Linked DNA regions of Homo sapiens: region 1 is linked to region 2. Evidence: read pairs that join two places in POLR2A ChIA-PET (ENCODE). Cell type or tissue: B cell. All regions are shown on one strand. Links, peaks and the distances in the headings refer to the core of each region. The heading gives the core; the rest is flanking DNA.

Region 1 (8,000 bases), core at 1-8,000, 74 kb after region 2:
CAATGATGTTTCTCCTTGCCTCCATTGTGTTTACAGAGCACTTTCTCAGAGAGCAGTGGTTTTCAAACTGAATTCTGGGATAGCCCAGTGTCCCACAGAGGGCCCTTGGGCGTGGGGGAAGTGGTCATCTCTCAGGTTTGAGGTAGAGGCTGTGGGGCTGGGCCCTGGGTCCTCCCAAAGCAACTCACCTTTGATCTGTTTTATAAAGTAGGGCCTGCGAAGGCTTTTTGTTAGAGACAGACCAACAGTGTGTCATATCATAGTATTTCATTCATTCTCCATCAGGAAGGCATTTGGCTGCAAGTAACCCCAAACCTACAGGTGACTTTAGAAAAAATGGCTTTATTTTTCTTGCATTGTAAGAAGTCAAGGGGTTGGTGTCTGCTGGAATGGCCTCCACTATCCCCTTGCATGGTGCCAGCAGGACCCCAGGCTCTGTCATCTTTAGTGTGTTGACTTTTGTTCTCTTGTTTGTGGCCTCATGTCATAAGATGGTAATCATCACTTCATATGTCACCTCTAAGTTTGAGGTGGGAAGAAGGGGCAGGTGGCCAGGTCAGCCATGGTGCCCTTATCAGTAAATCGGATGCCTTCCCAGAAGCCCTGGGTAGACTTCTTTCATCTCACTGACCAGACAGTGTCACATGACCACCCCTAGCTGCGAGGGAAGCTGGGAAAGAGGGTGTTTTGCTTTTCCAGCCTCTATGGAGGAGGAGGACAAGGGAGGGGGGTTGGAAGTGGGTATGGGGTGAGCCAGAACATACGTCTGTCACAGCCTTGCACCTGGTAGGCAGGGCAGGTTTTTTACCCAATTTGACAGATGAGAAAACAGAGTCTGATGAGTTTTCTCGACCTCAGGGGCAGGTAGAGAAAGAACTTCTCAACCTCATGGATATTTGAGACAACATCTTACTTAAGGGAGGCCAAGGTGGGAGGATTGCTTGAGTCTAGGAGTTCAAGACCAGCCTGGGAAACACAGTGAGACCCTATCCCTAAACAAAATTAAATAAAATAAATATTTTTAAAAAGGATCTTGGCTGGGCACGGTGGCTCACTCCTGTAATCCCAGCACTTTGGAAGGCCGAGGTAGATGGATCACTTGAGGTCAGGAGTTCAAGACTAGTCTGGCCATCATGGTAAAACCCCATCTCTACTAAAAACAGAAAAATTAGCCAGGCGTGGTGGCACGTGCCTGTAGTCTCAGCTACTCGGGAGGCTGAGGCAGGAGAGTCGCTTGAACCCGGGCAGTGGAGGTTGCAATGAGCTGAGATCACACCACTGCTCTCCAGCCTGGGCAATAGAGCAAGACTCCATCTCAAAAGAAAAAATAAAATAAAATAAATAAATAAAATATCTTACTTAGTTGTGGGGGCTGTCCCGTGCTATTCAGCAGCATCTTTGGTCTTTATTTACTTACATGCCAGCCTCATTCCCACTCCAGTGGTGACAATCAAAAATTCTCCAGACATCACCAAGTGTCCCCTGGAGGGCAAAATCACCCCTAGTGGAGAACCACTGCTCGAGGGAACAGCTCAGCCCTGGGCAGCCCAATACCCGAAGCTTACACCAGGTGTTTGGAATCAGATAGATTGATTTCATCCCCTGATTTTGGTGACAAGAAAAGAGATGCAGGGAGGAAAACTGAGTTGCTCAAGGTCGCACCGCAGTGTGTCTCTGGACTCCCATCTCAGTGCTCTTTGCCCTGCCCTACAGTATTTCAGTGGGGAGGAAATTTTCTCATTCCCCGGCGAGCGAGTTTCACTGCTCCCTTTCTCCAGCTTCAATTCAGTGACACTGACGGTTGCCGCCTGGTGGCGTGCGTAGAGCAGGTGTCTCCCCCAAGCTCTTCCGCAGCAGCCCAGCTGTCACCTTCCCTTTCCCCACCAAGCGTTTCCCAATCCTCTGTGCACTGAAGATGTCCTGGGTGTGGCCTAGCAGCCTCTGCTTCCCTTTTCCATTTTTTTTTTCTTTCTTTCTTTTTTTTTTTTTGAGACAGCTATGTCGCCCAGGCTGCAGTGCAGTGGCGCCCTCTTGGCTCACTGCAGCCTCCGCCTCCCGGGTTCGAGTGGTCATCCCACCTCAGCCTCCCAAGTAGATGGGACTATGGGCATGCGCCACCATGCCTGGCTAATTTTTATATTTTTAGTAGAGACGGGGTTTTGCCATGTTGGCCAGGCTGGTCTCAAACCCCTGACCTCAAGTGATCTGCCCACCTCGGTCTCCCAAAGTACTGGGATGAGAGGCATAAGCCACCACGCCTGGCCCCTTTCCTTTCACTGTTGCTCTCAGTGTTCACTGAATGTGAGTGACTCAAGTATCTGTTGAGTGCCCCAGTGGTGTGTCTAGTGCAGAAAAAAACCCCCAAACCCTGATTTGTGGTGTTTGCTAATTTCTGTGGTATAAACACTCACACTGTAGCCAGTTTCCAACTCCCAAGACCTTCCTGAATATGGAGTTGGGAGGAAATCTGCACAGGCCTGAGCTTATCCCAGCACAGCCCTGGCTGAGCCCTGCCAGGCTCTTTGTGACTGAGTCCCCACGCATCCCTGTGGGGCAGGGAGCATCATCACCCCCATTTTACAGAGGAGGAAACTGAGACTCTGGGAGGTTCCATTTTTCCTGTAGGATTAGATCATTAGGTGAGTGGCATAGCCCAGGTTTGAATCAGGTTTATGCCTGTGTCCCACGCTACTCCTCAACCAGCAGCTACTCCTGATAAGAGGCCAGTGGAGAGTCCTCTTGAGCTGGGCTGCTGGGCTTAGAGTGTGGACTCAGCACCCACCTGCTCCTCCTGCCACAGAAAGAACGTCCAGGGCATGGGAGACAGTGGCGTTCCTTTGTTTAGAAAACACCAACATGTGGCCGGGCGCCATGGCTCACGCCTGTAATCCCAGCACTTTGGGAGGCCGAGGGGGGCGGATCACGAGGTCAGGAGATCGAGACCATCCTGGCTAACACAGTGAAACCCCATCTCTACTAAAAATAAAAAAAATTAGCCGGGCGTGGTGGCGGGCGCCCGTAGTCCCAGCTACTCCGGAGGCTGAGGCAGAATAGCGTGAACCCGGGAGGTGGAGCTTGCAGTGTACTGAGATCGCACCACTGCACTCCAGCCTGGGCGATAGAGCGAGACTCCATCTCAAAAAAAAAAAAAAAAAAAACCAATATGTGAGCTTACCCACAATCACCCCCATGGACACGGACACACTCATGCACGGACCCACGTCTGATAACAGGTGCGAACATTTATCGGGTGTTGAACGGATGCCAGGCACTGTGCCCAGCGTTCTTTATTCTCACAGCCATGCTGCCACACGCAGGCAGTATGATTCTTGTCCCCCATTATATGGCCCAAGAATCATGGGCCCAGAGAAGTTAGTAACTTTCCCAGTGTGGCACAGCTAATGATCACGGCCTGGGACACGAACCTAGGAGTGTCTCTCCTCGCCACCCCAGCGCACACACTCACTACGTCACTCACAGATATGCACACATGCCCCCAACATAGACACACGTGTGCACGCTTCACACCCTCACGCCTGTAGACACAGGTGTGTGAGCCTTGTGAACACACAAACAGACGGACACAGCAGGAACCTGGAGGACCTGGCCCGTGGCTCTGCTGGGTCTCTGCTTCTGCCCAGCAGGGCTGGGCCAGGAGGGGCCGGGAGCTGAGGGTGCTGGCTGGCTGGCTGGCTGGCTGGAATTCTGTTTTTTTTTTTTTTTTTGAGAAAGAGTCTTGCTTTGTCGCCCAGGCTGGAGTGCAGTGGCACAATCTTGGCTCACTGCAAGCTCCGCCTCCCGGGTTCACACCATTCTCCTGCCTCAGCCTCCCAAGTAGCTGGGACTACAGGCACCCACCAGCTCGCCCAGCTAATTTTTTGTATTTTTAGTAGAGACGGGGTTTCACCTTGTTAGCCAGGATGGTCTCAATCTCCTGACCTCGTGATTCGGTGACCACCTCGGCCTCCCAAAGTGCTGGGATTACAGGTGTGAGCCACTGCGCCCGGCCCTGGGATCCTGTGTTTTGAATGAGGCTCCTCAGTACTCGGCTCTACTGGGGTCCCAGCCCAAGGAATAGGACTCAGCCTGCTTCTGTGCCACCTGGGGCTGCTTGAACTTTGCGACTTGTGGCTTGGGAGGAGGGAGGTGGCCGTGACCTTTGGGGGTTTTTGTTCTGCCTGGCTGTAGCCACCAGCAGAGGGGGTGGGGCACAGGCCAGAAAAACCCCTTTTGTGGGGTTGTGAGGAGTGACAATTGGCTGCTTCTCCTCCCCTTCCAGGCTCAGAGCAGGGCTGGGGGGCAGTTGTGGGCAGTGACCAGGGTCAGACCACCTGGGCGGAGGTTCAGCATGAACTTGCAATGCCCTCCATCTCTCCAAAACTGGGGGACCCAGCCCAGGGAGGGTGTGGGGGTTCCTGGGGAAGCTGGTCTAGGCTTCTGCTCCTGCCACGGACCAGCTGTGTGATGCTGGGCACAGGATGCACTTTCTCTGGGCCTCCGTGGCCTCTTGGGGATGGCTTGCACGAGATCCCTCCAGTCCTGAGTGAGAGGCTGTGGCCTTGGGGAATTAAGGGTGCAGGTGGCGCTCAGGTGTCCGAGAAGCCATGGGAGCCGGGGGCTGCAGGGATTGGACAGAGAGGACCCTGGTACTCGCATCTGTTCTCAGACCACATCTGGAATTGTAGCTCCCTCTGGAGGGAGGCAGGAGGTCTCAGCCTTTCTTGGGGGGCGGTGGCACCTGCGCTGCTCGCTCCACCCCTGCTCTCACCTCCCGCTGCAGTGCTGGCGAGCCCCATCAGCCCTTCACTCATCTCTACCCTCCTTCTTTCTGCCTGGGACACTTGTTTTCATCCTGGGCAGGCCAGGGGCCAGGGCAGCTGTTGGGAATGTGGCCTGTGCCATCTCCTTTTTTGCTGGGATCAGAAAACAATCGCTTAGAATTCCAAGGCAAGGGTGTGAGCGCCTGGCCAGCCAGTGGGAACAGACAACAGCCTGGGAGAGGAATTTCCAGCCTCTCTTCAGTGTGCGTGTCTGGAAATGGGGACCTTGCCTTGAGCCTCCAGAGTTGAAACCCCAGACACCCAGGAAAGGCCCTTTGGGATTTAGCCCAGCCACAGTATGTCCTAACCGTGACCTTGGGCAAGTAACTCAATCTCTCCGTGCCTCAGTTTCCACAAAGCAAGGATAACACTGGGTTGTTGGAAGAATCAATATAGATATTGTCTGGAGGGATGTAGGTACAGTGCATGGCATTGGGTGGCACTCAAATGTCAGCTAATAATATTATTATTATTCTACGGGAAGAAGACATCAGGGGAAGTTGCAGAGCAGCCTGTGGGCGGACTCTGGAACAAGAGGCTGAGGCAGTGCAGCAGAGGGTCTCAGACGTGAGCGCTCTCTGCCCCGGAATGATTGACTGAGCGCAAAGGTCTGCACGCTTTCTCTGTAAAGGGCCAGATGGTAGGAATTTCAGGCTTTGTGGACTGTATGGTCTCAGTGACAGCTACTCAAACCTGCCTCTGTAGCAAGAAAGCAGCTACATGCATAGACAGCACACACCCAACTGAGAGTGGTGTGTTCCTATCTAATTGTGCTACTGGACACCCAAACTTGAGCTTCCCACCATTCCATGTGCCGCAAATTATTCTTTTTTTTTGAGATGGAGTTTCACTCTTGTTGCCCAGCCTGGAGTGCAGTGGCTCGATCTCGCCTCACCACAACCTCTGCCTCCCAGGTTCAAGCGATTCTCCTGCCTCAGCCTCCTGAGTAGCTGGGATTACAGGCATGAGCCACCACGCCAGCTAATTTTGTATTTTTAGTAGAGACGGGGTTTTGCCATGTTGGTCAGGCTGGTCCCCAACTCCCTTCCTCAGGTGATCCGCCTGCCTCAGCCTCCCAAAGTGTTGGGATTACAGGCATGAGCCACCAAGCCTGGCCACAAATTATTCTTAAACATTTTTTTTTCAACCATTTAAAACATGAAAACCAGTGGGGTGTGGTGGTGCACGCCTGGTATCCCAGCACTTTGGGAGGCCAGGGTAGGAGGATGGCTTGAGCCCAGGAGTACAAGACCAGCCTGGGTAACATAGCACAACCCTGTCTCTACAAACAATCGACAACAAAAAAATTAGCCAGGAGCAGTGACACGTGCCTGTGGTCTCAGCTACTCAGGAGGTTGAGGCAGGAGGATCACTTGAGCCTGGAAAATCGAGGGCTATAGTCAGCTATGATTGTGCCACTCCACTCCTGCCTGAGCAACAGGGTGAGACCCTGTCTCAAAAAAAAAAAAAAAAAAAAAAAGTGAAAACCATTCTTAGTGGCAGGCTGTACTGGGCCTCTGGGCAATCATTTGCCTAGTTCTGATTTAACAAACTCTTGTATGGAGTTTACTATGTAATAGGCATTGTTTTAAGCACTTTACAAATATTCAGCCATCTAATCTTCACAACAACCCTATGAGGTAGGCTATTATTCTCCCTTTATAGAGTAAAAAAAAAAAAAAAGGCACAGAGAGGTTAAGTAACTTGTCCAAGGTCACACAGCAAGTGAGTGGTAGAGTCATGATTTGCACTTGTGTGGCCTGGGTTTAGAGTCCACACTCTTGGTTGCTAGGCTGGGCCATGTCTCCCTGTGCAGATGGGGTGAAGGAAAGCTGCTTTCCTTCTACTCCCTTATGCAAAATAAGGATGAAAATCCTGCCCCACCTCTAAGACTATTTGGTGAACAGGGCCAGGTATTCTCTGCCCTCATAGGACACTCTAGTAGAGCAGCTGGGTGCTAATAACAGAAACACAGAAACCACGGAGAATCACACCTCCCAAAAAGTGCCGTGTGTGGAAAGAACGTGCAAGGGTGGGCAGAAACGTCACGTAAACTGAGAAGTGCTGATGGCAGGAGGTGTGGATGGCAGTGGGAAGGAAGAGGGGAAGAAAGAGCTGGCTGGTGGGCTGACTGCTCTCCCCTACCACCCCCTGCCCATCCAGCCTCACTTGCCTGCCGATAAGGCCCGGGGTACACAGGGCCCCGAGCAGCAGCACCTGCTGATCACAGCGCCGAGCTCCAGCAGCAGCTCCCTGGAGAGCTCGGCCAGTGCGTTGGACAGAAGGGCGCCCACTCGGAACCAGCCACAGGCACCAGGCGTGGAGGCCAGTGGGGCCGGGGAGGCCCGGGCCAGCACCGGGAGCTCAGGTAAGAGGTGGGAGCACACCTGGCTTCTTCCCAAGCCTCCTTGGTCTTTCTCACCTGGTTTCTGTCTTAGCCATCTCCTCCTGAGCCTCCCCGCAGGGTGGGACGAGGCCTGAGCCACAGGGAACTTCCTTCGGTTCGCTGAACCTAAGTTCCCTCCCGCCTTTGCCCATGCTGGGCCTATCACCTCAAAATCCTCCCTTCTGTGGGACAACCCCAGCTTGTCCAAGTCCCTGGTATCTGGGGGAGGAGTTTTCCTGAAACCTTCTCCCTGCTACCACCCCCAGCTGGCCTGGCTGCTCCTCCGGGCTCACCATGCCCTGGCCTCCCTTTCACAGGACTGTCAGACTGCATGTACAGACATTGTCTTCTCCTGTCTCCCACGCCAGGCTGTGGGACACCTGGTGAGCCTGGATCATCTCATTCATCCCTGTATCTGCAGGCCCAACACGGCCCAGCTACTGATAATTAATCATAACAATCGCTTCTACTTATGGAAGGCTACGGAACAGCAGGCACTGTACTGGGCACTTTACATGCATAAAACTGACCTGCATGTCAATGCTAAGAGATAGTTCCTGTTGTTATCCCATTTTACAGATGAGGAAACTGAGCCCCAGAGAGGTTAAACAGCTTCTTCAAGGGCACATGGCTAGTAAACAGAAGAGCCAGACTCACCCCTAGGCTGTCGGGCTCCAGAGCCCTGGGATTGGAAGATGAATGAAGAAATGGTGGCTCCAGGGCTCCACTCACTGCAGTTTGTTGCTGGGTCTCTTTAGGTCTGAGGCACTGGGACTGTGGGGATTGTGTCCCAT
Region 2 (16,948 bases), core at 4,920-12,919:
TGCACCTCCTGGGTTCAAGCAATTCTCCTGCCTCAGCCTTCTGAGTAGCTGGGGTTACAAGCATTCGCCACCACAGCCGGCTAATGTTGTATTTTTAGAAGAGATGCGGTTTCTCCATGTTGGTCAGGCTGGTCTCGAACTCCCGACCTCAGGTGATCCACCCACCTTGGCCTCTCAAAGTGCTGGGATTACAGGCCTGAGCCACCATGCCCAGCCCCGGGCTGGTAAAATCTTGACCTGTTTGCAAGGCTGTTTTATTGACTTAGAGAGATGAATATCAAGTTTCTGAAGAGATTTCTAACAGGACGGTTGGCTTTACCAGTGTGCAGGAAACTAAAACCCTGACAGTTTTTTGTTGTTGTTGTTTTTTGTTTTTTAAGGGCTTTGAGAGATTTTAACAAATCTCCAGGTGGTTTAAAACAGATGGAAGAGTGGTGACAAAACCAAGGGGAATGGCCAGGCGTGGTGGCTCACGCCTGTGATCCCAGCACTTTGGGAGGCTGAGGCAGGTGGATCACTTGAGGTCAGGAGTTCAAGACCAGCCTGACCAACATGGCAAAACCCCGTCTCTACTAAAAATACACAAATTAGCTGGGTGTGGTGGTGGGCACCGTAGTCCCAGCTACTCAGGAGGTTGAGGCAGGAGAATCGCTTGAACCCGGGAGGCATAGGTTGCAGTGAGCCGAGATTGCACCACTGAACTCCAGCCTGGGCAACAGGGCGAAACTCTGCCTAAAAAAGAAAAAAAACCAAGTGGAGGGAAGGTCACCCAATGTGACTCTGTGAGGGCTGCCAGAGAAGTGAGGGGTGACTTGCTTCTAGGACCCCCAGAGAGGCTCTGGGCTTGGAAGAGGCAGGCAGATGAAGAGCGGGAGGGAAGTTGAGAGGTGTGAGGTGTAGTGGCCTGGGACTACTAAATCTTCAAACACAACTTCAAAATGTATTACAATGGCATGGCATGGCCACTGACCAGTTTGCACAGATGATGCCTGAGTTTTTAATCCCCAGTATTGTCTTTTTTTTTCCTCTTTTTTTAGAGATGGAGTCTCGCTGTCTTGCCCAGGCCGATGTGCAGTGGTGTAATCTCAGCTCACTGCAACCTCCGTCTCCCGGGTTCAGGCAATTCTCCTGCCTCAGCCTCCCGAGTAGCTGGGATTACAGGTGCCCGCCACCACACCCAGCTAATTTTCATATTTTTAGTAGAGACGGGGTTTTGCCATGTTGGCCAGGCTGGTCTGGAACTCCTGACCTCAAGTGATCTGCCCGCCTCCACCTCCCAAAGTGCTGGGATTACAGGTGTGAGCCACCGTGCCTGGCCAACAATTGTCTTCTTGAGTCAGAACATTGAAGGAATATCCGGGGAAAGTTCGGGCCACTAGTGGGGTGCTGTCACTCTGTTTGTAAAGCCCTCTTTACTTGGGTATTTGGAAGTGCACCTGTCAACAGGCTAGCCACACCCCATCACCCTGAAATGGAGGCTGCCAGCTCACACTCTCCGCCCATGGGCCCAGGGTTCCCTGGCCAACTTCCTACTCAGGGAAGAGACCCATTGTGAACAGGACATACTAACACAGCAGAAGAAACTGTCCCCGCTCAGTGACTGGAATATTCAGTAGAGTCCTTAGGATTTTATTTTGTTTGCATAAATGTATGGGGTACAAGTGTAATTTTATTACATGCTTAGATTGGGTGGTGAACTCAGGACGTTTAGGGTATCCCTCACCCAAATAGCATACATTGTACCCCTTAAATAATTTCTCATGGTCCACCTACCTATACCTCCCACCCCCTCACCCTTCTAAGTCTCTGTTGCCTTTTATTCCACTCTCCAGCTCCGTGTGGACACAGTATTTCACTCCCACTTAGAAGTGAGAACAGGCAGTATTTGTCTTTCTGTGTCTGAATGTCTGCACTTAAGAATATGGCCTTCAGTTCCATCCATGTTGCTGCGAAAGACTTGATTTCTTTCCTTATGATGGCTGAGTAGTATTCCATTGTGTATAGATGCCACATTTATCTATTGGTGGATGCAGCATAACCCTCCCCCCCCACCCTTTTCTTTTTGAGACAAAGTCTCGCTCTGTTGCCCAGGCTGGAGTGCAGTGGTATGGTCTCGGCTCACGGCAACCTCTGCCTCCTGGGTTTGAGCTATTCTTGTGCCTCAGCCTCCCAAGTAGCTGGGATTACAGGCGTGCACCACCACACCCGGCTAATTTTTGTATTTTTAGTAGAGACGGGGTTTCACCACATTGGTCAGGCTGGTCTCGAACTCCTGACCCCAGGTGATCTGCCTGCCTCAGCCTCCCAAAGTGCTGGGATTACAGGCGTGAGCCACCGCACCCGGCCAAGCATAACCCTTTTAAAATAAATATGAATGAGCAAAGATTTGTAAGAAAAACCAGCCCTACAAAGGAGAATAAAAAGATACGAAACCAGAAATTCTTACCACACATGAAGCTTTGATAAATCCAGGAATAGAAGAGTACTTAGCAACATTAAATTCGTGTCTGCAGAAAAATTCACGAAGTCGTTACATCCATAAGGTGGGCACAGAATGCTATGAAAAGGAACAATATGGGATCAGAGGGCAAGAAAAGGCTTTTTAGAAAGTGTGCTTGTGATCAGCCCATCATCTCTAGGTTCTCCATTCACCTTTCCATCCCTGCCCTGCCATCAACGATGGCTCCGCCTTTCTCCTCTGTAGGGAGCATGCAGTTAAGCCTTGCCAGCAGAGGGCGCTAGAGGGCCATCGCAGGAGGAAGGAGGCTTCTGGTTGCATTTGTTTTTTTGTTTGTTTGTTTGTTTCTTTTCTTTTTTTGAGACAGAGTCTCACTCTGTCGCCCAGGCTGGAGTGCAGTGACGCGATCTTGGCCCACCACAACCTCCACCTCCCGGGTTCAAGCAGTTTTCCTGCCTCAGCCTCCTGAGTAGCTGGGATTACAGGCACGCGCCACCACGCCTGGCTAATTTTTGTATTTTTAGTAGAGACAGGGTTTCACCATGATGGTCAGGCTGGTCTCGAACTCCTGACCTGGTGATCCGCCTGCCTCGGCCTCGCAAAAGTGCTGGGATTACCGGCGTGAGCCACTGCGCCCGGCCATTTGTTTCTTCTTGCTCCTGCTGCCTGGCCTGGTGACCACCTTGATGTGGCTCTCCCAATGCAGACATTGGCACGTGCCAGGCCTCATGTCTGCAAAAGTGTCCTGACTCCCTGATTCCCTCTGTGCATCCCCCACCAGCCACAGGTCTTTGGCACCCCAAAGTGCTCCAGGCGTCTCCCCCACAGTGGCAGCCTCAATTTCTCTGTGCACCTGACCAGAAGCATAGACTTCAGGTCAAAAGGACCTACCAAGAGCAAAGCAGGATTAATGGAAATTACCCACGCTACATGTAATAGATGCACCACCATGATTTTATCTACCTGCCGGTTGATGGCATTTGGGTTGTTTCCAGTTTAGGGCTATTATGAATGAAAACAGCTGTGAATATTCTTTTTTTTTTTTTAACATGTATGAATTTATCTTATATCTTTTATTATTATTTTTATTATTTTTAGAGACAGGGTCTCACTCTGTGTTCCAGGCTGGAGTGCAGTGGCATGATCTTGGCTCACTGCAGCATTGAACTCCTGGGCTCGGGCGATCCTCCCACCTCAGCCTCCCACAGTGCTGAGATTACTGGCATGAGCCACCATGACTGGCCGATTCTTGTACAAGTCTTTGGGTGGATGTATATTTTCATTTTTCATGGGTAAATACCTAGGAGGAGTGGCTAGGTCATTGTGCTGGTCACATAGTCAGAATGTTTTTGAGGACTAGTCAAAGCTGGATACCTCTGGTCTGATACAACCCCTTCGTTTTACACCCAGAGAGAAGCACAGGGCCGAAGCTAGAACCAGAATGCAGGGATCCCAAGGGTCAGCCCAGAGTACTTCCACTGGAAGACACCACCCACCCACCTCCTTCTTAGTTCTGAACCTAGAATTTACCCAGCTAAATTACAGTCACTTCAGCTAAATTACAATCAAGTTTGAAGGCAGCATAAAAACATTTTCAGACATAAAAGGTCCAGAAGGCTTTTCTTCCTATATCCTCTCCTAGGAAGATATTTGAAGATGTAATTCAGCTAAGTGAGGGGGCAAAAAAGAAAAACAACAGGAAGCCATGGAATCTAGAGACCAGCACTCCATCCTAGCAGAGCAAGGAAGGGAAGTCCCAGAATGATGTGGTATAGACCAGTTGAGCCAGATCAGAGCAGGAAAATGGAAGGAAGGCTCCGAGGAAGTGTTCCCAGGAATAGAAGAGAGAATTGTAGTAAATTTCATGATTAGTAGAGTTGAAAAGCCTGAGGATATGGTGAGGGCACACTGTCCTTTTATCAACAAGAAAAAGAAAGGCAATTGAAAACTCCCGGGAAAAGAAAAAGATGACAAGAAATATACAGTCCAAATATGAAGATGAAATTTCACCTGATTTTAAGCGATTGCTGGATGTACAAAAAGAGAATCTGTTTGGCCTTGATGCTGAGACAATTCTTTAAATGGCCCAAGGACTGGGTGTTTGGATTTAAAGAGAAGTATATCCATCTGGTAAATAATATTTTTTTTAGTTCTTAAATGGAGGCTGAGTAGGCAGGTTCTTTTCTTCTCTTCCAGTAGGCCATTACCAGAGAACACAGGCAGACCAACTAGGGGCTAGACAATGCCTTCTCCTCACCTTCAAATCCAAAGAGGAGGAAAAGGGGAGGATCACTGACTCAGGGAGGAAGAAGGAAAGTTACAAGTTAGGTATAGTATATTCAGAGAGGGGATGAGAGGCACCCAAGGGATACTAGGTTCCCCCCTTCTGCACATACAGGAGGGACAGCAGATCTGTCGCTGGATTTCAGCAGGTGTTTCAGCAGCAGCTGAGACCATGGGCCTGTCTAGTTACATCAGGCTGCCTTGGAGAGCAGGCAGGGGGCTCTCTCCTCATGATGCTGACTGGGAATAGCCACAGTTAATGGGTTTGAGCATCAGAGCTCCAGTCCACTCAAAGTAAGTGTTCACTGAAACCCAATGACCTTTCAAACACTGATTCAAATACTGATTAACGAGCATGTAGGAACCATCATAACACATCGCATCATCTTCCCCATAGTCTCCAGGCTCCAGCTAATTCAGGTAAGAGTCCAGTGACCTTCCCCAAAGAGGGGGGTTCCTCAGAACCCTACAATGCAAGAAATAAATTAATCCTGGCTTTACTTTTTTGTCTATTTGAGGAAAAATCTGAGAGGCGTCACGAACACTTTGTAGAGGGGAGATGTGGGTATGTGTGTGGGGTTGCTTTGTACCACATCAAAAAGGGGTGCCTCCACCAGGGCTCTGGGGGTGGAGAGGTGTAGTGACTGAGCATAACCCACTTCTAATGTGGGCCAAATTATCCTGCCCCAGAAAAGCAGGAAGCTTTGAAGAAGGTGCCCAGTCCCCAGGCAGGAGGCAGTGCCATCCAGAGGAGAGTGCTCTGGGCTGGAACTCGCCATCTCTGTTTCCTGGCTGTAGCTCCAGCCCTGCGGCTCTCTCCATCTGTAAAACAAGGTAGCTGGGTCAGACCAGTGGTGGCCAGCTATGAACTGGCCTTCAGAGACATTCCGTCTGGCCAGCATAGCAATCCAGCCACCCTTCCTAGGCACTCAAGAGGAATGAAATTATACGTTCACACAGAGGCACGCACAAGAATACTCACAGCTGCCTTGTTCGTCATAGTTCAAACTGGAAACAACCCAAATGTCCATCAACTAGCGAACGGGTATGTAAACAGTGGTTCATCTGTACAACAGAACGCCATTTGGCAACAGAAAGGAATGAAGCTGAATGAATATCAAAAACATTATGCAGAGTGGAAGAAGCCAGACCCCAAAGAGTACATACTGCATGATTCTGTCGACATGAAATTCTGGAACAGATACACTCCTCTATAGTGACATAAAGCAGATCGGTGGTTGCCTGGATCTGGAGGTGGGGGCAGAGTGAGTGAGGAGGGGCACTAGGGAACCTTCTGGAGGGATGAGAATGTTCTGTATTTTGATTGGAGTTAGTTACCTTTGTCAGAACTCATCAGGCTGTACACACTTAGGGACATTTTCTTTTTTTATTTTTACTTATTAAAAATAGAGACAGGGTCTTGCTATGTTGCTTAGGCTGGTTTCGAACTCCTGAGCTCAAGTGATCTGCCTGCTTCAGCCTCCCAAAGTGCTGGGATTACAGGCGGGAGCCACCCTACCCTGCCAGGGGATACTTTCTTGTATATAAATGTTGCCTTAGGCTGGGCATGGTGGCTCACGCCTACGATCCCAGCACTTTGGGAGGCTGAGGTGGGCGGATCACTTGAGGTCAGGAGTTCGAGACCAGCCTGGTCAACATGGTGAAACCCTGTTTCTACTAAAAATACAAAAATTAGCTGGGCATGTTGGCAGGCACCTGTAATCCCAGCTACTCAGGAGGCTGAGGCAGGAGAATCACTTGAATCCGGGAGGCAGAAGTTGCAATGAGCTGAGATCGTGCCACTGCACTCCAGTCTGGGCAGCAGAGGAAGACTCAATCTCAAAAAATTAAACATAAATAAATAAATAATTCCTTAATAAAGTTGATTTAAAAGAAAAAAACTTTAAAAATTGAGGCTGTATTTAAACATTAGGCGATTTCAGTTTTCTCTTAAAAGCAAAAGGTCTAGCGTCACTGTTTCACCTTCCTGGGTGACCACAGCTGTTAGAGACAAGTAGCAACTTCTCCACTTTGTTTTATTTATTTTGAGTCTTTCTCTGTCGCCCAGGCTGGAGTGCAGTGGCATGATCTCAGCTCACTGCAGCCTCCACCTCCCGGGTTCAAACGATTCTCCTGCCTCAGCCTCCTGAGTAGCTAGGATTACAGGTGTGTGCCATCACACCTGGCTAATTTTTGTGTTTTTAGTAGAGATGGGGTTTCACCGTGTTGGTCAGGCTGGTCTCGAACTCCTGACCTCAAGTGGTCCTCCTGCCTCAGCCTCCCAAAATGCTGTGATTACAGGTGTGAGCCAATGTGCCTGGCCAGCTTTTCCACTTTGATCTTTTGAAACACAAATCTGACTGTCTTAGCTCCCACGGTGTTGCCTCGCTGGAAGCCACCAGTCCCTGCTGGTTAACTCTTTCCTGGAGACACCAGCCTCCTTGGCGCTGGTTCTCAGATGTTACGTCCCCTCTGCAGATATGGCTGAGAAGGACACCACCTTTGAGGCGCCACCCCTGGGGACCCAGCCGGACTGCAACCCCACCCCAGAGAATGGCGAGGCGCCTGCCAGGTGACTCCCCCACCCCTTCTCTCTGTTTGGCTGCTGCAGGAGGGAGCTGTCCCTGCCATGCCCAGGGGATGCCTGGGAGGCAGCTGGGCTGGGGGTGGAGGTGGGGCCTGGGCTGCTCTTTTGTTAAATGTGTGCCCATCTCTTTGCTGACACCATTGGAAAGCCAGAAGGCCTTGAAACCCAGTCCCTGCCCTCAAAATGCCTGGCAGAGACTCGGGGCAGAGGATCTAGGGGCCCAGGCTCTGGTTGCGCAGTCTCCAGAGAAAGGGAATTATTCCTGAAGACCCACTTCCCTCTTCCCATCTTCATCACTCCTGCCTTGGGCTTCTCCCCGCAGCACCAGCCCCACTCAGAGCTTGCTGGTGGACTCCCAGGCCAGTAAGACGCTGCCCATCCCAACCAGCGCTCCCGTCGCTCTCTCCTCCACGGGGAAGCCCGTTCTGGATGCAGGTAATGGTCCCAGCCCACTCACCCCTACTCCCAGCAGGGGCTTCCTCCTGGGGAAGTGTGGATTGGGGGAGCCAGGAGGGAGCTTCTCCTTTGTGGGTATGGTCTGAGAAGGGGGATTAAGGTTGACCCCAGGTTTCTGGCTTCTTGAGTTGGTGCTGTGGCTCTGGCACTTGCTAGTGACTATTCTTTTCTTTTTGAAACAGTCTCACTCTGTTGCTCAGGCTGGAGGGCAGTGGCACCCATCTTGGCTCACTGCAACCTCCACCTCCCAGGTTCAAGAGATTCTCCTGTCTCAGCCTCCCGAGTAGCTGGGTTTACAGGCGCTTGCCACCACGCCTGGCTAAATTTTTTTTTAATTTTTAGTAGAGACGGGGTTTTGCCATGTTGTCCAGGTTGGTCTCAAACTCCTGACCTCAGGTGATCCACCTGCTTCAGCCTCCCAAAGTGCTAGGATTATAGGTGTGAACCACTGCGCCTGGCTGCTAGTGACTATTCTTTAATTCTTGTAGGCAGGAATTTTTTTCACAGCTTCATCCTCGTGGCTTATAATTGCTACTCAGAAAATAGGTCTTTGTTGATTGATTTCATGACTTTGACTAGTTGTTCGAGCCTTTGAGCCTCAGTTGTCTCATCTATACAATGGTAATGGCAGAGACCGTGCAGGGTTATAAGCAGTGTAGCATTGTAGACGGCCTCTGTCAGAGTTAGCTCTTAGGCTGGACGCGGTGGCTCACGCCTGTAATCCCAGCACTTTGGGAGGCCAAGGTGGGTGGATCACGAGGTCAGGAGTTTGAGACCAGCCTGGCCAACACGATGAAACCACATCTCTACTAAAAATACAAAAATTAGCCAGGCGTGGTGGCGCGCGCCTGTAATCCCAGCTACTCAGGAGGCTGAGGCAGGAGAATCGCTTGAACCCGGGAGGCGGAGGTTGCAAGGTTGCAGTGAGCCGAGATTGCACCGCTGCACTCCAGCCTGAGCAGCAGAATGAGAATCAGTCTCAAACAAAACAAAACAAAACAAAACAAAACAAAACAAAACAAAACAAAACAAACAAAACCCCCAAGAGTTAGCTCTTAGGGAAAGATGCCAGGTTACTCATTTTAGGACTTGCAGTTCTAGTGGCTGACACGAGGTGGCAGTAGTGCTCCGGCCAGAGTTTCTGAAAGTGCGGTCCCGTCTGGCAGCATTGGCACCGGCTGGGAACTTGTTAGGAAAGCAAATTATGGGCCCCATCCCAGACCTAGAGAATCAGAAACTGCACTTTAACAAGATCTCCAGGGCACTCATGTGCACATTAACGTTTGAGAAGCACTTAACTGGCATATACTACTTTTTAAACATCTAAACATGGACTTCAATAAAGTGCAATCACTAGCTCTATGATCTCTGTAAGTGACAAAAGGGAAAAACGAAGCGAGTTTAGTACCGAGGTGTGAAGAAGTAGATCTAGATAGGGGTTAAGAGCGTGGCCCTGCAGTCCCCCCGGCCTGGCCTGGCCTGGGCTGGGGCTCTGCCACTTACTCTCAGGGTGACCTTGGGCAACTTAACGAACTTTCGTGAGCCTCAGCTCCCCTCATTTTTAAACTGAAGGTAGTGACGGTGCCTAGGGCATAGGGTTGGGGATCATTCATTCAGGGAACGCTTGTGGGGTGTGTTTATGTGCAGTGGGGACTCCATGCCTGCCCTCATCAAGCAGGTCTAGAGGGTTGGCCGGGAGGGGACTGGGTTCAACCTCTTCCTTCCCCTCACTGCTTGGCCCTCCCCACCCTGACTCCGGCCACACCAGCAGTGCTGCCAGATGCCGGTCACACCGGGCCCTCGTCCACAGTCCCCAAATTTTGGTCTATTGGACCTCAATTCCTTTGTTCTGGCTCCTAGACGCCTCAATTTCTCACTCTCTAGACACAGTTTGCCCTTCTCTCAGCCTTCAATAGTTGATCAGCTTCCTGGAGCCAGGCGAGGGAGGGCTGGATGAGATAAGAGCCTTGGCTTGGAAAGGACCTGTTGTTGTTAGCCATGATGGAAGCTGTGTCCCAGGAGAAGGAGGAAGTCGTCTGGGGCTGGGGCTGTCTTGTGTGGTTGCAGCAAGGCAAAGAGTGTGGGGCGTCTCTGTGTTCCAGGGCCAGTGCTCTTCTGGGTGATCCTGGTGTTGGTTGTGGTGGTCGGCTCCAGCGCCTTCCTCCTGTGCCACCGGAGGGCCTGCAGGAAGCGAATTCGGCAGAGTAAGTGGCTGTGTCCTTGGGGCCTTGGGGAGGACAGGTTGCTCTCTGCCAGCCTGGCCTGGGTTCTTTCCCTGCCTGCTCCTGCTCTCTGAGGCCGCCACCCCCAGCCTTCCTCCTGGTGTCGTTTCAGAGCTCCACCTGTGCTACCCGGTCCAGACCTCCCAGCCCAAGCTAGAGCTTGTGGGTGAGTGTCCAGCCGTCCAAAGGGGCTGCCCGAGCCAGAGGAACACAGGGCAGCTCTGGGCCCGGGGCGTGGGCTCCAGAGACTGAACTTCTACCCCAGCCTCGAAGCTCCCTGTCTGTGGCTCCTGTCGCATTCTGTACATCTGTAGGGATGCAATGTGGGTGAAAACTCATGCGTGTGGAGAATGCAATGAGGTGAAGACTGTACTGGGTGTGACGACTGTGTGGCTTGCCCAGAGCAGCACCTGGATGGATGCTGGCATGAACGTTTAAAAGTCTATCTTGTCTGTCACTTTTTCCTCCAGTACCCCCAGGGGGCATTCCTGCCAGCCTTGCCTTCCTCTCTACATTCTACCCTCCCTTTCTCCCTCTCCCTCCTTCTCTTTCTCTTTCCCCTCTCTCCCCCTCTTCTACCACCTGGCAAGTCAGCCCAGGGGCAGGAGGGGAAAGGAGCACATGGGGCAAGAGGGACCCTGGTTCTGCCACTTACAAGCTGTGTGACCCTGGGTGAGTTACTGAATTGTCCTGTGTCTCAGTTTCCTCATCCGGAAAATGCAGATGGTAGAATCTACTTCAGAGGCTTGGCCTGTGGATTCGTCGAGGTCGGGCTGTTAAGCGCATCGTGGAGTACCTGCCTGCAATCGGTGGCTGCTGCCTATTGACAGGCTGGCCTGTGCCTGGGGCTTTTTCCTTCCTGGAAGCTTCAGGCCTTCCTGAGTCCTGGGTGCTTCTGACCCCCTCCCTGGTCCCTGCACTCTGATCCCTGCCCAGCCTCTGGGCCAGCTCTTCCAGGCAGCCCTTGGGAGCTGGAACCCTCCTCACCTGTCCAGGCAGGGTCGTCTATACAGCGTGTGTCTTCTAGCTCTCACCTGGGGCAGGGGGCTCCCAGCTATCTTGTGCCAAGCACCTTCTCTCTCCTGGGCAGCCCCTTCAAGGCAGGCCAGGGTCTTCCTCAGCACTGCATGGCATGGATTGGGTGCCTGCTCTGTGCTGGGCTCTGATGGGGGAATCGTCTGAGCCTTCGTTTCTGATTTGCAAGGTGGGCTCCCATACAGGCTTCCTGTACTCCCCCAGTGATGACCTTTGTTCTGCAAGGAGGAGGCAGGGCTCAGCAAGGTGGACGGCTGGCCCAGGGCCACACAGCCTGGCAGTGGCACAGCCAGCCTCAGGCACTGGTCCTAGGGGTTTTGGTTTGTAAAGGGCTCAGCCCTGTCCCCTCTTCCTTCCCCCTGCCAGCTCTGTCCACCATCGCAATGCCTACCCAAGAGCCACGTGCTCAGCCTAAGGCCAGGCCCTGGCCCGTCCCCTGATCTCCCCAGGACCCTTGCAGAGGCCCTTGCATAGGCTGACTGTTGACTTGGGCACAAAAACACAGTCCACTGAGGCATGTTTTGAATTTGACGAGTTTCACAAGCAAGCACTGTGGTCCCTGTGCAAGGGGGGTTTTTGTGTTTTGATAGTTTCAAGCCTGTTTCCATGACCTGTCAGGCTGAGTGTCTCATTGAAACCGGCGTTTGCTTTCTTGACATTTTTCTAGTATTAGAATTTCCATTGCCGTCAGTTTATTTTTTTTCTTCAAACCTCTGTGAGAGCAGTTTTGTTACAGAAGAAAAAAAGAAAGAAAGAAAGAAAACACCTTCCCCTAAGAAGCCAGGTCTACAAAGAACTGAGCCCTGAGACTCAATGGTGGACATCTTATCTCAGGTCGTTTTTGACCCTCTAGCTTCTGGTGGGACCTTGGGGTCTGGGTTCCGAGGCTCAAGATGGACAGAAAGTGAAGCCAAGACAGGCAAGCTCACAGAGCACCGGGTGAGAATGGACCGAGCTGGCCGGATGCCCCTTTCCCTCCTGAGCCGTGGGTGGTGAAGGAGGGAAGGAGCACTGGTTTATTGGCACTGGTTTATTGGTTCGTTCATTCATCTATTCACATGGTCTTCACGGAGCACTTCCTCCTTGCAGGCTCTGTGCCGGGCCCAGAAGCTGTTCTAGCTCCCTCCAAGCTTTTAGACTAATTCCGACTGCCCGCAGAGGCCAAAGGCAGACGGGAGGGGAGTGTGCGCCCCTTGGCCTCCCACATCCCAGACCTGGGGCAGAGGGTGCTCTTGGTTCCTTTGAGCAGTGAGCACATCAGGGATCTGTGGTCCGTGCAGGTGCGATGAGAGGCCCACCAACCAGCCCTCGAGTGGATCGACCTTCCCGTGTGTGTCCTCGGTGACAGGCATTTGCAAAGCACACACGTGATCTCATCCACTCCTCCGGTGGCCTGTGAGGTACTTACTGTTATCCCCGTTGCACAGATTAGCAGCCTAAGGCACAGGATGGTGAAGTAATTCGTTTAAGGCCACGTGCTGGGTGAGCCGTAGGACGGGGATTTTATCGTGGTTGTTGAGATGTTTGTAAAAAGATTTTTCACCCTTGGCACCATTGACATTTGGGAATGGATGGTTCTTTGCTGTGGAGCGCTATCCTATAGGACGTTGTACAGCCCCTCTAGATGCCAGTAACCTTCCCTACTTGGGACAACCAAAAATGTCTCTAGACATTGCCATGTGGCCCCTGGGGAAAACCTCCTGGTTGAGAACCACTGGTCTAAAATTCTTTTTTTTTTTTTTTTTTTGAGACAGAGTCTCGCTCTGTCACCCAGGCTGGAGTGCACTGGTGCCATCTGGGTTCACTGCAACCTCCGCCTCACGGGTTCAAGTGATTCTCCTGCCTCAGCCTCCTGAGTAGCTGGGATTACAGGCTCCTGCCACCATGCCTGGCTAATTTTGGTATTTTTAGTAGAGACGGGGTTTCACCGTGTTGGCCAGGCTGGTCTCAAACTCCTGACCTCATGATCCGCCTGCCTCGGCCTCCCAAAGTGCTGGGTTTGCAGGCATGAGCCACCATGCCTGGCCTTAAAATTCTTTTAATCCTTCATTTTTATGAGCACTTGAGTCATTTTCTATTATTCCAGGGAGATTTAGGTTGAAAGAAATTCTTTTTTTGTTTTGAAACAGTTTCAAACTTATAGAAATGGTATAAGTATGAAGAATTCATTTTGACCTGAACCATTTGAGAGTAACTGACTGACTGGATGTCTCTCACCCCGAAAACTTCAGTGTGTGTTTCAGACAGACAAGGGTGTATTTTACACGATGTGGTAAGGATCGTCAGAATTGGAATTCACACTGATACATGACCCACAATGAATTCTCAGGCCCTGTTGAAGTTTCTTTATTTGTCCCAATAATGTCCTTTATAGCAGAGGACTCCAGCTCAGGGCCACGTGTTACATTTGCTTGTCTGGTTTCTCGAGTCTCCTTCTGTCCGGATCCGTTCCCCAGGCGTTTCTTTCACTTACTGGGAAGAGCGCAGGCTGGTGATTTCATGGATGCTCCTTGCTTTGGGTTTGTCTGGTGTTTTCTCCCGAGTGGATTCAGGTCATGCATCTTGGGCTGGAAGGTCCCAGGAATGATGCTGGCCTCTTCTCTCTCAGGGCGTCCTGCCAGGTTTCGATGTCTCCCTTTCCTGGTGCTGTGTACTTTGAGCGCTCGACGGAGGTGATGTCCTGCCGGGCCTCTCCACTGTGACGTCTCCATTTGCTCCTCGGTCATTACTAAGTCTTTAGGGGCGTTACTTGAGACTATGTCAATAGCCCATTCTTCAGCAGACCTTCATTTTCTCTATTTATTTGTTTATTTTTTTGAGACAGGGTCTGGCTCTGTCACCCAGGCTGGAGTGCAGTAGTGTGATCTCGGCTTACTGCAACCCCCGCCTCCTGGGTTCAAGCAATTCTCCTGCTTCAGCCTCCCAAGTGGCTGGGATTACAGGCGTGTGCCACACAATGCCTGGCTCATTTTTTGTATTTTCAGTAGAGACAGAGTTTCACCATGTTGGCCAGGCTGGTCTCGAACTCCTGGCCTCAAGTGGTCCTCCCGCCTCGGCCTCCCAAAGTTCAGGGATGACAGGCGTGAGCTGCCACCGCGCCCAGCCCAGAACTTAATTTTCTTCACTTACATATTTATATCTGTATGGATTCATGGGGCCCTGTTCTGTTCAATGGGTTGTAATCTCTTACCATCATTTTTTATTTTGGTGCTCAAATGGTCCCAGATGAGGTCAGGGAGAGCCCCTTTAAGCTGGCTCTTGTGTGCTTTGGTGTATCCTCATCCTGTGCTTTGAGCACGTCCCTTATTCTGAGATGTTCCCAGCTTAACTTGTGTGCTCCTGCCCCGGCCCTGGAATCAGCTGCCTCTCCAAGGAGCCCGGGGTTTGCATCTCGGGGTACCTGTTGCCAAAGCCTAGCTGAACCTCTGTGCCAAATTCCCCCCTTGGGCCTGTTCTGCTTCCCACAGCACTGGGGAATCACAGGCCAGAGAGGGGAGGGGACTAAAAGTGGAGAATAACAGGGATGGAAGGGACCGAGAGCTTTACATCGCATGTGAGAACGCACGTGCTCCGTGAGCGTGGGCTTCAGAGCAGCCTGTGACACCGTGCACTTGTGCAAGGGGGCCTGCTGCTGCCCAGCATGGTCCTGGACTTGTGTCCCTGGGGGTACCAGACAGGCTTACAAGAAGACAGTGGTTATTCCAAAAGGCAAGGAAACCAACAAATAAGACTAGCAGATAGAATCAACATTTTTAGGGGAAGAGCAGTTATGAAATCTGACCTCTGTACTTGGCAAGATTTGTTCTGGGTCTTTATCAAAATCCTCATGGGTTGTAACACGGCTCTTGTCAATGTCAGAGCCTTCCAGATTCCGCCTTTTTACCTCTGTGATTTTACACTTGTTTGGGAGAGTCGGTATTGAACTCTGACTTTCCATTCAGTGTGACGGAGTGCAGAGCCATGTTACTTACCATCCTGGGCTTTTCCTGAACCTGCTGTGTGCTCAACAGCATCCTGGACACCTTCTTTTTAAAATAGTTTAATTTTTAAAAATTCTAAGTAGGCCAGGTGTAGTGGCTCACACCTGTAATCCCAGCACTTTGGGAGGCCAAGGTGGGTGGATCACCTGAGGTCGAGAGTTCAAGACCAGCCTGGCCAACAAGACAAAACCCCATCTCTACTAAAAATAAAAAAATTAGCCAGGCATGGTGGCACACACCTGTAATCCCAGCTACTCGGGAGGCTGAGGCAGGAGAATTTCTTGAACCTGGGAGGTGGAGGTTGCAGTGAGCTGAGATTGCACCACTGCACTCCAGGCTGAGCAACAGAGCGAGCCTCCGTCTCAAAACAAACAAACAAACAAACAAAAAAACATTCTAAGTGGCCTTCATTTTTAAGTTTTTTGTTTTTTGTTTTTTGTTTTGGAGACAGGGTGTCACTCTGGAGTGCCATGGTACAATCATGGCTCACTGCAGCCTTGACCTCCTGGGTTCAAGTGATCCCTCAGCCTCCCCAGTAGCTGGGACTACAGATACACACCACCACGCCCAGCTAACTTTTCTATTTTTTGTAGAGACCAGGTCTCCCTTTGTTGTGCAGGCTGGTCTCTAACTCCTGAGCTCAAGTGATCTGCCCACCTCGGCCTCCCAAAGTGCTTGGATTATAGGCGAGAGCCACTGTGCCCAGCTAGTCCTCATTTTTTTTTTGAGGCAGAGTCTCGCTCTGTTGCCCAGGTTGGAGTGCAATGGCGCAATCTCAGCTCACTGCAACCTCTGCTTCCCGGGTTCCAGCAATTCTCCTGCCTCAGCCTCCCGAGTAGCTGGGATTATAGGCGCGCGCCACCATGCCCAGCTAATTTTTGTATTTTTAGTAGAGATGGGGTTTCACCAGGTTGGCCAGGCTGGTCTGGAACTCCTGGCATCGTGATTTGCCCACCTCAGCCTCCCAAAATACTGGGATTACAGGCATGAGCCACCACGCCCAGTCTCATTTTTAAAAATAGTTTTAGATGTACAGAAAATTGGAGAAGACAGCACAGGAGTTCCCACATGCCCCACACCCAGTTTCCTCTGTGATTAGCATCTTAAGCCAGCATCGTTCATTTGTCAAAATATGTGAACCATTATTGACACAGGATTACAAACGAAAGCCCACACTGTGTTCAGGGTTCCCTTGCATTGCCTAAGGTTCCAGGATCCCATCCAGGAGCCACGTCACATTCAGTCATCATGTCGCCTTAGGCTACTCTGGCCTGTGGCCGTTTCTCAGATCTTGTTTCTCAAGACCAGTTTCCCTGATGGCCTTGGCAGTTTTTGAGTATTGATCAGGTGTTTTGCGGGACGCCTGTCTCCTGGGATCTGTCTGATGTCTTCCCCATGATTAGACTGGAGTTATGCATTGGGGGAAGAAGACCACAGAGGTGAAACGTCATGCTCATCACATCAAATCTTGGCTGGGCGCAGTAGCTCATGCCTGTAATCCCAGCACTTTGGGAGGCCAAGCCTGGCAGATCACCTGAGGTCAGGAGTTTGAGACCAGCCTGGCCAACATGGTGAAACCCTGTCTCTACCGAAAATACAAAAATTAGCCGGGTGTCATGACACGCACCTGTAGTCCCAGCTACTTGGGAGGCTGAGGCAGGAGGATCGCTTAAACCCCAGAGGCAGAGGTTGCATTGAGCTGAGAACGTGCCACTACACTCCAGCCTCGGTGACAGAGCGAGACTCCATCTCAAAAAAAAAAAAAAAAAAAAAAAAATCAACCTGATTTACCACTGGGCACCTTCACTTTTGATATCTCTTTTAATCTTCTCAACAAGCCCCAAAGTTGATGTGATTCATCCCATTTTCCAGCTGGGAGGACAGAGGCTCGGAGAAGGGAAGTAATATTGTGCTGAGTTTCACCGCC

Evidence for each region. ChIA-PET counts read pairs that join two places held together with the same protein. Peaks named below come from ENCODE experiments on the same cell type or tissue, not always from the same donor. Only the 100,000 strongest peaks of a DNase experiment are listed, where the experiment ranks them.
Region 1: POLR2A ChIA-PET joins it to region 2 with 10 read pairs; 22 of 35 experiments call an interaction of 5 or more read pairs at or near these places.

The regions. Positions count from the first base shown.
Region 1 is chr1:12,194,984-12,202,983 of GRCh38, forward strand. TNFRSF1B (TNF receptor superfamily member 1B) reads left to right here. Exons shown (of 10, transcript NM_001066.3): 9 at 6,984-7,188. Among named protein-coding and RNA genes, the nearest start is that of MIR4632, 7.3 kb to the left of the region's middle. RefSeq lists enhancers at 6,573-7,107, 7,026-7,075, 7,108-7,641 and a silencer at 6,836-7,034. In B cell, for the core only: a CTCF peak has its summit at 1,814 (motif pointing left); DNase peaks (open chromatin) are centred at 1,822, 3,324, 4,160 and 6,898; H3K27ac peaks cover 1,892 bases.
Region 2 is chr1:12,116,065-12,133,012 of GRCh38, forward strand. It overlaps TNFRSF8 (TNF receptor superfamily member 8), which reads left to right. Exons shown (of 15, transcript NM_001243.5): 9 at 7,220-7,313; 10 at 7,651-7,763; 11 at 9,887-9,988; 12 at 10,119-10,172. Among named protein-coding and RNA genes, the nearest start is that of MIR7846, 42 kb to the right of the region's middle. In B cell, for the core only: CTCF peaks have their summits at 8,895 (motif pointing right) and 9,099; DNase peaks (open chromatin) are centred at 8,937, 9,837 and 10,407.